Linked DNA regions of Mus musculus: region 2 is linked to region 1. The links are chromatin loops, found by intact Hi-C in ENCODE. Cell type or tissue: gastrocnemius. All regions are shown on one strand. Each heading gives the region's core, and the rest is flanking DNA. Links, peaks and the distances in the headings are about the cores only.

Region 1 (5,385 bases), core at 158-5,157:
TAAGAGGACAGTTGCTGAGGGATTGATGACATCTTCAGGCTCTGGTGTGTTTCGTGTTGCTGGTTATGTGGCGCAAAGGAGACATATGTGTGAATAGGCTGAAGATGTTTGCTGGCATTTCAGGCTGATTCACTGATTACTGTATCCCTAAGTCTCAGCTGAAGATGGTAGCACTCTTGTACTACTAGCACAAGATGCTGAAACAGGAGGATGGCCAAGAGTTTGAGGCCAGCCTGGGCTACAAAGTTCAGCCAGGGTACACAGTCAGAATCTGTCAAACAAACAAACAAATAAACAAAACAAGAACCAAAGATGCTTTGTAAAGATTCTTAGTTATTTGCAGTGGCCTTGTGATGTAGTAACTGCTTGCCTGGTACTGGGTGAAGAAGAAGAAAAGTGGTCCCTGCCTCTCAAAGCATCCCTCTCCAGGATGAAGGATTGATTGATAATTAATCACAGACATGAGCAGATGTTCCGTTAGAAATGTGTGTGAGCGCTTACAGCATCAGGGGGTTTTCTTCATCTAGACATGCCCAGGACACTAAAGCTGTTGCATGCTTGTGTGTTTTAAAGGACAAGATCATGGTCAGAACGGCTCAGAACGGCTCTTCGGTTTTCTTCTCTGTTTGCAGTAGGCAGCCACACCTGCCCATTTGCAGTAGGGCCTCTCAACCCTGCACCTTTGCAAACATCGAGTGTTTTCTTACATCCTGTTCTACTTGGCTCAGTAGTAAAGTTTACACTTTACAGAAACTTTGGACTGGTCTGTAGTAAGAAAGACACAGGGGTGAGGTTCTAATGTCCCCTCCACATCAAATGCAGGGCTTTAGACTTCCAATAACAGATCATGGGAGTGAGAAATTTGGGCTTTCCTCTGGTCAGAGTTGAATTTTGTTTTCTCCACTCCATGTGTGAATTCGGACAAGCCCCGTTTTGTCCCCACGTCTCAGTTTCTTTCAGACAGCTTTGTAAAGCTCTTCTGAACTAAAAGGGTGTATGGACTCAGTCCTGCACTTCATGTGGATCTTAGTGACATGGCTCTTTGTGGCTCCTGTTTTCTTTTAGGCCAGTGGTTCTCAACCTGAGAGTCACACCCACTTTGGGGGCTTTGAATGACCCCTTCATAAGGGTCGCCTAAGACCATCTGCTAATCAGATATTTATATTATGATTCATAACAGTAGCAAAATTATAGTTATGAAGTAGTAACAAATATAATTTTATGGGTGTGGGTCACCACAATATAAGGAAATATATTATTACTTTATTACATGGTATATTAAATATTAATCTATTATTATAATAGCAATAATATAAAAATGTTATATGCAATATAAATGTTATTAATTATTATAATACTGATATAATGTAATACATTAAATATTAAATATAAAGATTAAATTTTCAATATAATTAAAGGGTCACAGCATTAGGAAGGCTGAGAACCACTGTTTTAGTGTAGTGAACTAACAACTGTGATGCAAGGGCGAGTAGACCAGTGTCTGCGGAGAATCCATCGACCTCATTTAGAGCTTTTTTTTTTTTTTTTTTTTTTTTTTAAGACAGGGTTTCTTTGTGTAGCCCTGGCTGTCCTGGAATTAGCCCTGCAAATGAAGCTAGCCTCAAACTCACAGAGATTCACCAGCCTCCCAACTGCTAGGATGAGAGGCATGCACTACCACCTGGCTCAGAAATCGACTTGATACACTATATGCCTCACACACTGGTGAGACACACCACACACACACACACACAGACAAGCGTGCACACACACACTTTATAACTGCTATGGCTATTTTATTGTTATCACTGTTGCAAAGGGCAGGATAGTTTTACACAGGCACTTTATTTAGTAAACATGAATCCCATGTTCCTTTATGTGTTGAGCCCTATAACTGGCATGGCCTAGAAAGTAGCAAAGGACAAACCAGGGGGTTCAGGTATGTGGAACAAATTTTTAAAAATATATTCTGTGAAACTGCTATGAAGAGATTGAAGTGGACAATTCCTTTTTCTTAACTCCCCTAGACACACTGACTCAGTATTCCACATGGGCTAAGCCTACTATTGACGGCATTTTTCATCTTTTTAATGCATGCTCTTACCAGCTTCCTCCAAAAGCAAGAAAAGCAGAATCCATGTTATGGATGGGGGGGTGGGGGTTGGGGGGGGATACTTGTTTTCTCCATCAATTACCAGAACTGGAAAACACATGTTATTCTATTGTTTCGAAGCCCAAACACACATGGGGATAATCTGACAGTTTCCGCTTGGCCGGGTTTCTCCGTCCTGTGTTTCTAGACTGTACCCTGGTCTGTCATGACCTCATGTCACAAACCGGTCACTACTAGCTCATGAGGAAATCACGACCTGTCTGCAGGTATTGTGCAGCTGTTTTAATTTCAACATTTTCCTTGAACGACAGACCAACATTGCTTTTGATTTTCCTATTAAAACTTGTCACCAGGGAAACAGCCACTTAGCTCCAGTCGGAGTCATGAAGGGTGGACTCGCCTATCATTAACGTAAATCATTGCCAAAACATGGGGCAGGTGTGTGATTTTGTATATTTATAATTCCACTTTTGGCAGGGTACTCTTGAAAAAGGCAAAGACTATGGGAGATGCACACAAGTCTTTCTAAAGTCTAATCCTGGGTCACTTGACATAAACTTCAGTGAGATCTGCCACACACACACACACACACACACACACACACCCATGAGAGGCTATACATAGTCTTTTGAAATGTGTACAGTGTATGATGTTCTAACCTAAGCAGATAAACACAGCTGGGGGAGACTGTCTACAGCACAGGAGTAATTTCCTCAAAGAAAATAATTTGTAGAAAGTAAGAAAAAGAGTCAGTTGGTACTGGACAGGAAATTGAGGACTTGTAACATAGGCAGATCTTTAGCCTCAGACTGTCAGACAGGAAAGGGCACAGCTTCGTGCCTTCTTCTGCTTTCAGAAATGTTTCCCTTCTACACCCTTACATATATCCAGAGAGATGCAAACTGTATACTCTGGCAGGCATACTCGCTGCCTATGGTATTTGCTATCCCAAGAGTAGAAGCCACAGGGATGCCAGAGCAGGTAAGTGTCTCCACACTTATCAGAGGACTTATCGAGAATGAGCGGCGTGGGTGGAGACTGTTTGTCCCTGCCTAGTGGTACTGTGTACACAGAGACGTGAGGAACAGTGCACGGGAAATTGCTCACACACTGGATAACCTCTGTGGGATCAGAACCTGAGGGGCTGAAACCTTGAAGTCTGAGAGGGGGACCATTAGGGTGGAAGCCAGGTGTGTTGAGGTTATAACAGCACCAATTCGTTGAATTTATTCAGCAATACTAATTTAATCAAATCTGTCAGGCTCAAAAAACCTAATTGAGGGCCTCTGAGGTGCCTCAGTGGGTAAAGACACCTGATGTCAAATCTGTGTTCTATCCCTACACGGAGGAAGAAGAGATCCACCTTCACCTAACTGACCTCTGACCTCCACCCCCCCCCCCACACACACACACACACGCACACACACACTAGGTGTGATATGTTTTAAACAATAAAATATAAGGAGAAATCTTTAAAAAAATTTTTCCTTGAGCCAAACATGGTACCTTTAATCCCAGCACTCAGGAAGCAGAGGCAGGCAGAGCTCTGTGAATTCAGGACCAGCCCGGTATATGTGTGTGTGTGTGTGTGTGTGTGTGTGTGTGTGTGTGTGTGTGTGGTTTAGCACAGCAAGGGTTGTGTTAGAGAGGTGCTGCTGTCTCAAGAAACAAAGCAAAGCAAAACAAAAACTTACTAACAAAGACTAACTTGAGTCTTTTTACATCAAGGCATTATTTATTGTGAAATTGCTTTCCATTCTTCGGGTCCTCGGGCAAAAATTTTTAAAAGTTTATGCAACGTGTTTTCCTGGTTAAAACTGTCTAGGCTGCACTAAGGGGAATCCCGGTTTCTAAACAGCATGATCTCCCAGGATCCTGACTGAGCTTGGCTACAATCTTCTAAGATGTGAGTGGGTTCCCATTCGCAACCAAGAAAGCCCGCTTACTCTCTTCCTCACTCCCTTTTATTTATTTATTTATTTATTTATTTATTTATTTATTTATTTATTTATTTATTTATGAGAAAGCTCACCCCATGAGTCAGCTCCCGGATGCAAAGGCAGTACTACTGCTGTCAGCAGCCTGGACAGCTTGCAGACAGCCGCCCCAGCAGCTGGGCGGGGCACTCCCGCCCGCCCTCCGGAGCCAGCTGGTTCTTACCAGCTTTGGCTGCTTTTGAAGCACGTCTTGTGGCTTCCCGCAGCTTTTCCATCTGAGCTCCGGGGAAAGGAAGAGTTCTTTTGCTTGAGACAAAGATTGACGGTTCACACTTGGACATAGCTAATCTTTGGGCTCCCGTTTTTTTGAAACTAATTCTCAGGAATGAATGGTCAGAACTCATGGATGCCGCAGAGAGGCAACATCACAGTAACTACCTTGATTTGGAATTAGGGGTTTTAAGATGCGATCTATCATGGCTAATTAATCTGTGGTTAACTTACGCAGAGTCTTCAGAAAGACTTCAGTTGTAGTAAAATCCTATCTGGTTGTCTGGGCCTCAACTAATCAGGGTGGGAGGAAGTCACTCTTCAGATAATTTCCCAGTGGCTTCAGGCATGGGCTAGCCAGGTTAGCATTGAGTTTCTCTCTGTGATGGAGAAGTTCACGCTGGGCTTTGCCTTGGCTCCCAGATTCTCTGTTCACTCATCTATGTTTCTTCTGCGGCTTGGCCAGGGAGTTCCCAGGGAGGTCCGTCTTGGCTTCTGTTCCTCCTCCTACTTCCATCCCATGACCTTCAGTGACCCTAGGGAGAGTTAGACAGTAGAGGACCTGTGCTGTCTGCCTGCTAATTGGTGATTTAGACTGGAAGTGTTGTGAGCACAGTTCCTTCCTTATGCAATAAACACACCTCTTTGCATGTCACCTGAGGTCTGGGCCAGGTTGGTGGAGAGGAAAGAAGAAAAGAAACAGCTTGTTAAGAATTCATTTTATTTCAACATACTTGCCTTATCTCTGTATATGTGGCTATTTCCAATACAATAACGCATGTCTGTGACTCCAAATATGGAATAACTGACCAGTATTTCCTGAAAGGTTTGGGAATCAACATCGTGACATTTCCATCTATGTACTTATTATTTGGAAAAACAAATCCTGGGGGTGGGGTAGGGGTAGAAGTGGGGGTGATAGCTGTGAAGGTGGCTCATGCTCTCCTCTAACCCCAGCACTCAGCAGGCAAAGGCAAAGGATCTCTGAGTTCGAGGTCAGCCTGGTCTACAGAGCGAGTTTCAGGACAGCCAGCCAGGGCTAAACAGAGAAACCCTGTTTCGAAA
Region 2 (5,385 bases), core at 66-5,065, 58 kb after region 1:
TGTGGGTGGCAAGGCCTTGCTGCTGTATAGGGGTCAGGGCTCTTCTTGCATATCTGTGTTTATAACAAGAGTTGCTTCTGGGTGGCACAGACTAGGGGAGACAGCTCCTCCTTCTAGTATCTTTGTCAAGGGAACACACTATAACCTTCCATGGTGGTTAGCTTAACTATTTCCTGTGGGTGTGTCCCTTATTAAAACTATATCCTAAATATGGTCCTCTCTTAGGAGGCATCCCATTTCCTAGTCAGTCATCATACATGATATACAAAGAGAGGTATCAGGGCCTGGGCTCCATGGCTGTCTAGATGTTTCTCATCTGTTGTGGGGGATGGTGCAGCATGCCCTGAGCTGCCTGAGTCACTGCAGGAATGAGGAAGACTCACAGGGAGGAGGGACCAATTTCCTTCTTCAGTAGAGTCAGAGAGCTGCATAGGTGAGATCTGAGCTGTGCAAGGAGTGGGCAGGGCTTAGATGTAGAAAATTTTTAATCCTGACCTGGGGCTTCTACCCTGCCTTTGACTCTTTAGTTCCCAGATAGAAGACACACACAGCCTTTATAATTACAATAAACCTTCAACAGCACAAGAGCTGGGTGGATACTTACCCTCTACGTTATTAGAATCTACTTTCCTATTGATAACTCTGAATTATTACTTACTACTTAACTATGTTTCATCTGGGCTGCTCTTAACTCCAATTGGCCAGCCCTCAGGGCCATGTTTTTATGATTCCCAAACCATGGCACCTTCTCCTTTGTCTTCTGTACCTTCTAGTTCTCCTTGGTTCTCCTCTGACCCATGAGGTCACCCCAAACCTCTAATCCCTCCAGTAATTGGCTGTAGAGAATTTTATTTAACCAGTAGCTTTAAATCAAGGGACAAGGTTTGCAGAACACAAGCTTGTAAACAGGAGAAGTCTTTTGTAGGCCAAGACCTTTGGCTATAGAATTTAGCATTACAATGCATAGCATCAGACCAAACCTCAACACTTAGAAACTCAGCAAGGGACAATGTGGGCAAAGACGTGGAGTGAGAGCCCCCTCAGGGACCCCATGGTCACCTGTTCCCCATTAACCACAGGTCTTTGGGATTCTGCAAACCCCCAGCAACCCCCAGCAGCTGCTGGAAGCACCATCCCATACTCCATGAGTGTGTATCCAAGCTTTGCAATTCTGAAGTCCTATGAGACAATGTGAGTAGTGTGTCATTGTCAGGATTCATGTATATTGTAGACACAAGATTTAATGAAATCTTTCTATTGTCAAAAGTGTTTCTAAAATGTTTGGAATTACATTAGAGCAGAAAGAGCTCCAATTTATGTTTTGCTAGGTACCTTCCCAACTTAGTAGCTTTATTTATTTATTTATTTATTTATTTATTATTTTTGATCATGTGCAGGCTCCCAAAGTGCATGTGGAAGATCAAAGGACAGATTTGTGGAGTCATTTCTCATATTCTACCTTATGTGGGCTCCAGAGCTCATACTTAAGTTGTTAGGAATGTGAGGAAAGTGCTCTACCCATTGATCTATCCTGCTGACCCTTTAGCCATTTTAAATAGCAACCATTTCTGACAGCATTTGGCATCTGAAGATCAAGAATTCAGGGGCTCCTTAGCTGTGTGGGTCTGGCCCCAGGCTCTCAAAAGGCAGTGAGCACATCTTGGCCAAGGTTATGTCACTTGCTGTTGAAAGATCAAATTCTTTGGGTTCAGACTCCATCTTAGACAAACTTGACTTAAGTAAATTAACAGGTCGGTACCTAGCTCCAGTTTCCAGATTACCCAAAACAAAACCTGAGCTTAGCTCCAGTTTCCAGGCTACCCCTAACAAGATCTGGATCTCCAGTTTATTCTCCTCTAACAAATCCACTGTCTAGCACCAATTTCCAGGTTAATCCCCAGCAAATCCCAACACCTCCAGGTTACAAGGCCGCCCCTGCCTAACAACCACCAATTAGGAGGAAAGCCAACGTTTGGCTCCCAGCACCAGCCAATTACACCAAAGGTCACAGTAGCACCCCAATTAGATGCTTGCTAGGCTTGAAACACTCACCCTTCACTTGTGATTTCCTATAAAACCTTGTCCCAGTGAGTGATCAAGGAATTTTTCCATGGAACCGTCCTGTGGGTCAGCAGTGAATCAAGACCCACGCTCGAGCTTGTGAATAAAGTCCCTGGTGTGATAGCATCGGATCCGGCTCCTTGGTGGTCTTTTGGAGTTCATGAACATTTCAGCATGATACTGTTTAACTGGCATGGGCATTCTTCTTGTGGTGGGCATCTGTTCTTCAAATGGCGCATCTCTGTGTGAGTGAGTGTCTCTATGGCATGGTGGTTGGTCGCCACTGAAATGACTTTTGTAGAAGAGCAAACAGATAAAAGGTTCTTTTGTGCCGTAGTCTCTGTCAAACCATCACTTCTGCTGTATTTTATCGGCCACCCTGAGCATCCTTGATTTGATGCAGAAGAGGATTATGCAAGCAAATAAATACCAGAGGATGTGTACCACTGGGAAACAAGGCAAGGTCACCTCTGAATTCATATTCTGGGAAGATTAGAGCTTTCAGAACAGGAGCTGGGCACATGCCTGTAAGCTCCACACTCAGAAGGCCGAGCAGATGGTTCACACCAGTCTCAGTTACACAAGTCAGTTAAGGTCAACCTGGGCTACTTGACACCCTGTCCCTACAACAACCAAATATACACGCATGCCAGAGATGATATAGTGAACTAGACACCCTAAAAAAATTTCACCTTTAACGTATTGAAAAATACTGAGTAGAACATTTTAAAGATTTATTTTGGTTTTTAAATGTTATGTCTGTGTATATGTGTCTGAGTGTATATCGCATGAGTGTATATCGCATGTGTCTGAGTGTATATCGCATGCATGAAATACCCACAGAGGACAGACAATGTCGCCAGAACTCTAAAACTGGCGTTACAGACACCTGTGATCCACCACGTGGGTGCTGGGAGCCCAATCCTGATCCTCTGCAGGAGCAACACAAGCTCTTAGTCACTGAGCCATCTCTCTAGCCCTAAGAGTCAACAAATAAACACACACACACACACACACACACACACACACACACACTTAAATCTTTAAAAGCTGCCCCATTATACTATCAGGAGAATAACAGGTAAAACCAACACAGGAGGAGGTGTGGATTGAGAGACTCGCGGAGTTGCAGGCTCTCCTTCTCCTGCTCTAGTTCCCAGTAGCTTACTATTCATTTAACAATGTTTATGGCCGTTTGCTAGGCCTATTCCTCATCTAACTCCTAACTTACTTAACCTGTTTAAACTATTCTATGTCTGCCACATGGCTGGTTACTTCTCAGTATCATATATCTAATTTCCTCAGAGTGCAGGTGGTGAACCTCCCAGAGTTTCAGTCTGTCTACTGGAACTCCCAGTTTCTACTTCCTGCCTTTGGCAAAAAACACCATGCGGCATATTTGGTTTTACCCCTTGACCTAGAAAACCTCAAGTGTTTATTTCCTGGCCCTTTATTTTCTAAAATGCCAATAAGATAGGCCACCAGATCTTTAATGACAGGTGATGCTTCGACACAGTACCTGAGAGATTATCTCTACAGACATAAGTGCTTAAGCTGGGGGCTCCTCTAGGCACATCCCTCAACCACCAAGTGACAGGGAAGCTTGGTGAGTTTCTTTCACATGGCAACAAACAAGGCACCTCAGCTAGCAAGCAGGAAAGCAGGAGATAACATGTGACGGATGTAGGCGTCAGAGCAAAGACCCTTCCAGAAACTGCCTCAAATCTCAATGGATATTTCTCAGTGATAGTTCACATCAGGCTTTTTTTTTTTTTATGAGTACTATTTTTCTTGGTTTATTCAATAGGCTGCTTCAATTTACCTTAATGTCCACTTATACTTATATATAAGCTTCTTTTATACAAGCTCAGTGGACTCACTGAGAAAGCACAACTAGGAATGCAAATCAGACAGCAATATTAATACAGAGTTCACCTTCTCCTTTCAATGGAATAAATAATGCGTGCATTTGTCTCTTTCTAAATATTTAGGCACCAAAAGTTTTCATGGGACTCTTTCTTTTTTATTTTATTTACTTATTAGGTATTTTCTTCATTTACATTTCAAATGCTATCCCCAAAGTCCCCCATACCCTCCCCCCTCCCACTCCCCTATCTACCCACTCCCACTTCTTGGCCCTGGCGTTCCCCTATATTGGGGCATATAAAGTTTGCAAGACCAAGGGGCCTCTCTTCCCAATGATGGCCGACTAGGCCATCTTCTGCTACAAATGCAGCTAGAGACACGAGCTCTGGGGGTACTGGTTAGTTCATATTGTTGTTCTACACATCAGGCATTTCTTAATTCTCTTTCCACATGCAAGGAGATAAAACCTTTCCTACTTCTACAGTAGCTCTGATGGTCAGGGAAAGTCAGGAATTATAAGCAGAGTCTGGGTTTATATGGGCTTGCAGCCACGCTCACCCAGCATGAGTTACAGAAACCTGGCTGATAGTCTGTTTGGAAATGTGACCCAGCATGAGAAGTGTTCTCTGTCTAGAAACAAACGGGAGTCCTGTTGAAGCACATGATGTCTTTGGTTTTGCCCCTTCGTTTAGAAAGCCTAAAAAGATTATTATCTGGCCCTTTATTTATTTTTAAATAAATGTCAATGTTAGTTGCAGAAATACCTGCATAGAAGCCCCCAGTTAGCCTAGAGTTGAAATACAGGAAAGATGCATTTATCAAACTACCCTGTGCAGCAGAACAAACTGAATTAGAGACCGGGGCAGGAGGAAGCTTGGTTAGACACAGTCTTAGGCTTGGTTAAAAAAAGGGGGGGGGGGCGTTATGCATTATGTACAGTTAACTGGGTACCTGAAATAGACCAGACTTGCTTCTGAGCACTGAGGGCTTAATGGTTAACTATAAGGAGCCTAGGGAGGAAGATTGGTTCGAGAACATAGTTACTCCTCAATTGTGAATGGAGTTCTGCAAACAGAGAACATTAAGAGGAACAGAAAAGGAGAATTCTTTTGGAATAATAGCTCTCTGCCACATGTACCCAGGTGCTCTGATCCCCAAATACATCAAAGCTGCTTTGTCACCCAGTCTGTGCCAGAATGGGCTTGCACAATGCATCTGAGCACCGAGTGCTAATATGCTCTCCTGAGAGCAGCAGTGGGGAGAGTCTGAGCTGGTGGCAGTGAGCTAGCTGCAGATTGCTCTGGGCTGGTGGCAGCAGGACAAGTCAATTAGGGGAGTGATTGGGAGAAAGGAAGGCAAGAGGCACCCAGAGCCTCCAGGCTCTTGTTTGAAAAATGGAAGACACACCTGGCTTTTTCCACATTTCCCTAGGTGCTCGCTAGGGCCTGGTCACCTGCT

What was found. Hi-C counts contacts between places; a loop is a spot of excess contacts. Peaks named below come from ENCODE experiments on the same cell type or tissue, not always from the same donor. Only the 100,000 strongest peaks of a DNase experiment are listed, where the experiment ranks them.
Region 2: a loop joins it to region 1, with 2.2 times the contacts of the local background. A loop is called at or near these places in 2 of 42 quality-filtered maps.

Annotation. Positions count from the first base shown.
Region 1 is chr17:43,073,002-43,078,386 of GRCm38, forward strand. The region is part of intron 4 of Tnfrsf21 (tumor necrosis factor receptor superfamily, member 21); the gene reads left to right. Among named protein-coding and RNA genes, the nearest start is that of Gm34627, 41 kb to the right of the region's middle. In gastrocnemius, for the core only: no CTCF peak of the experiment used is centred there; DNase peaks (open chromatin) are centred at 2,287, 3,168, 4,255 and 4,766; H3K4me3 peaks cover 1,102 bases; H3K27ac peaks cover 4,376 bases.
Region 2 is chr17:43,130,691-43,136,075 of GRCm38, forward strand. No RefSeq gene overlaps it. Among named protein-coding and RNA genes, the nearest start is that of Gm34627, 16 kb to the left of the region's middle. In gastrocnemius, for the core only: no CTCF peak of the experiment used is centred there; DNase peaks (open chromatin) are centred at 2,603 and 4,488; H3K27ac peaks cover 2,092 bases.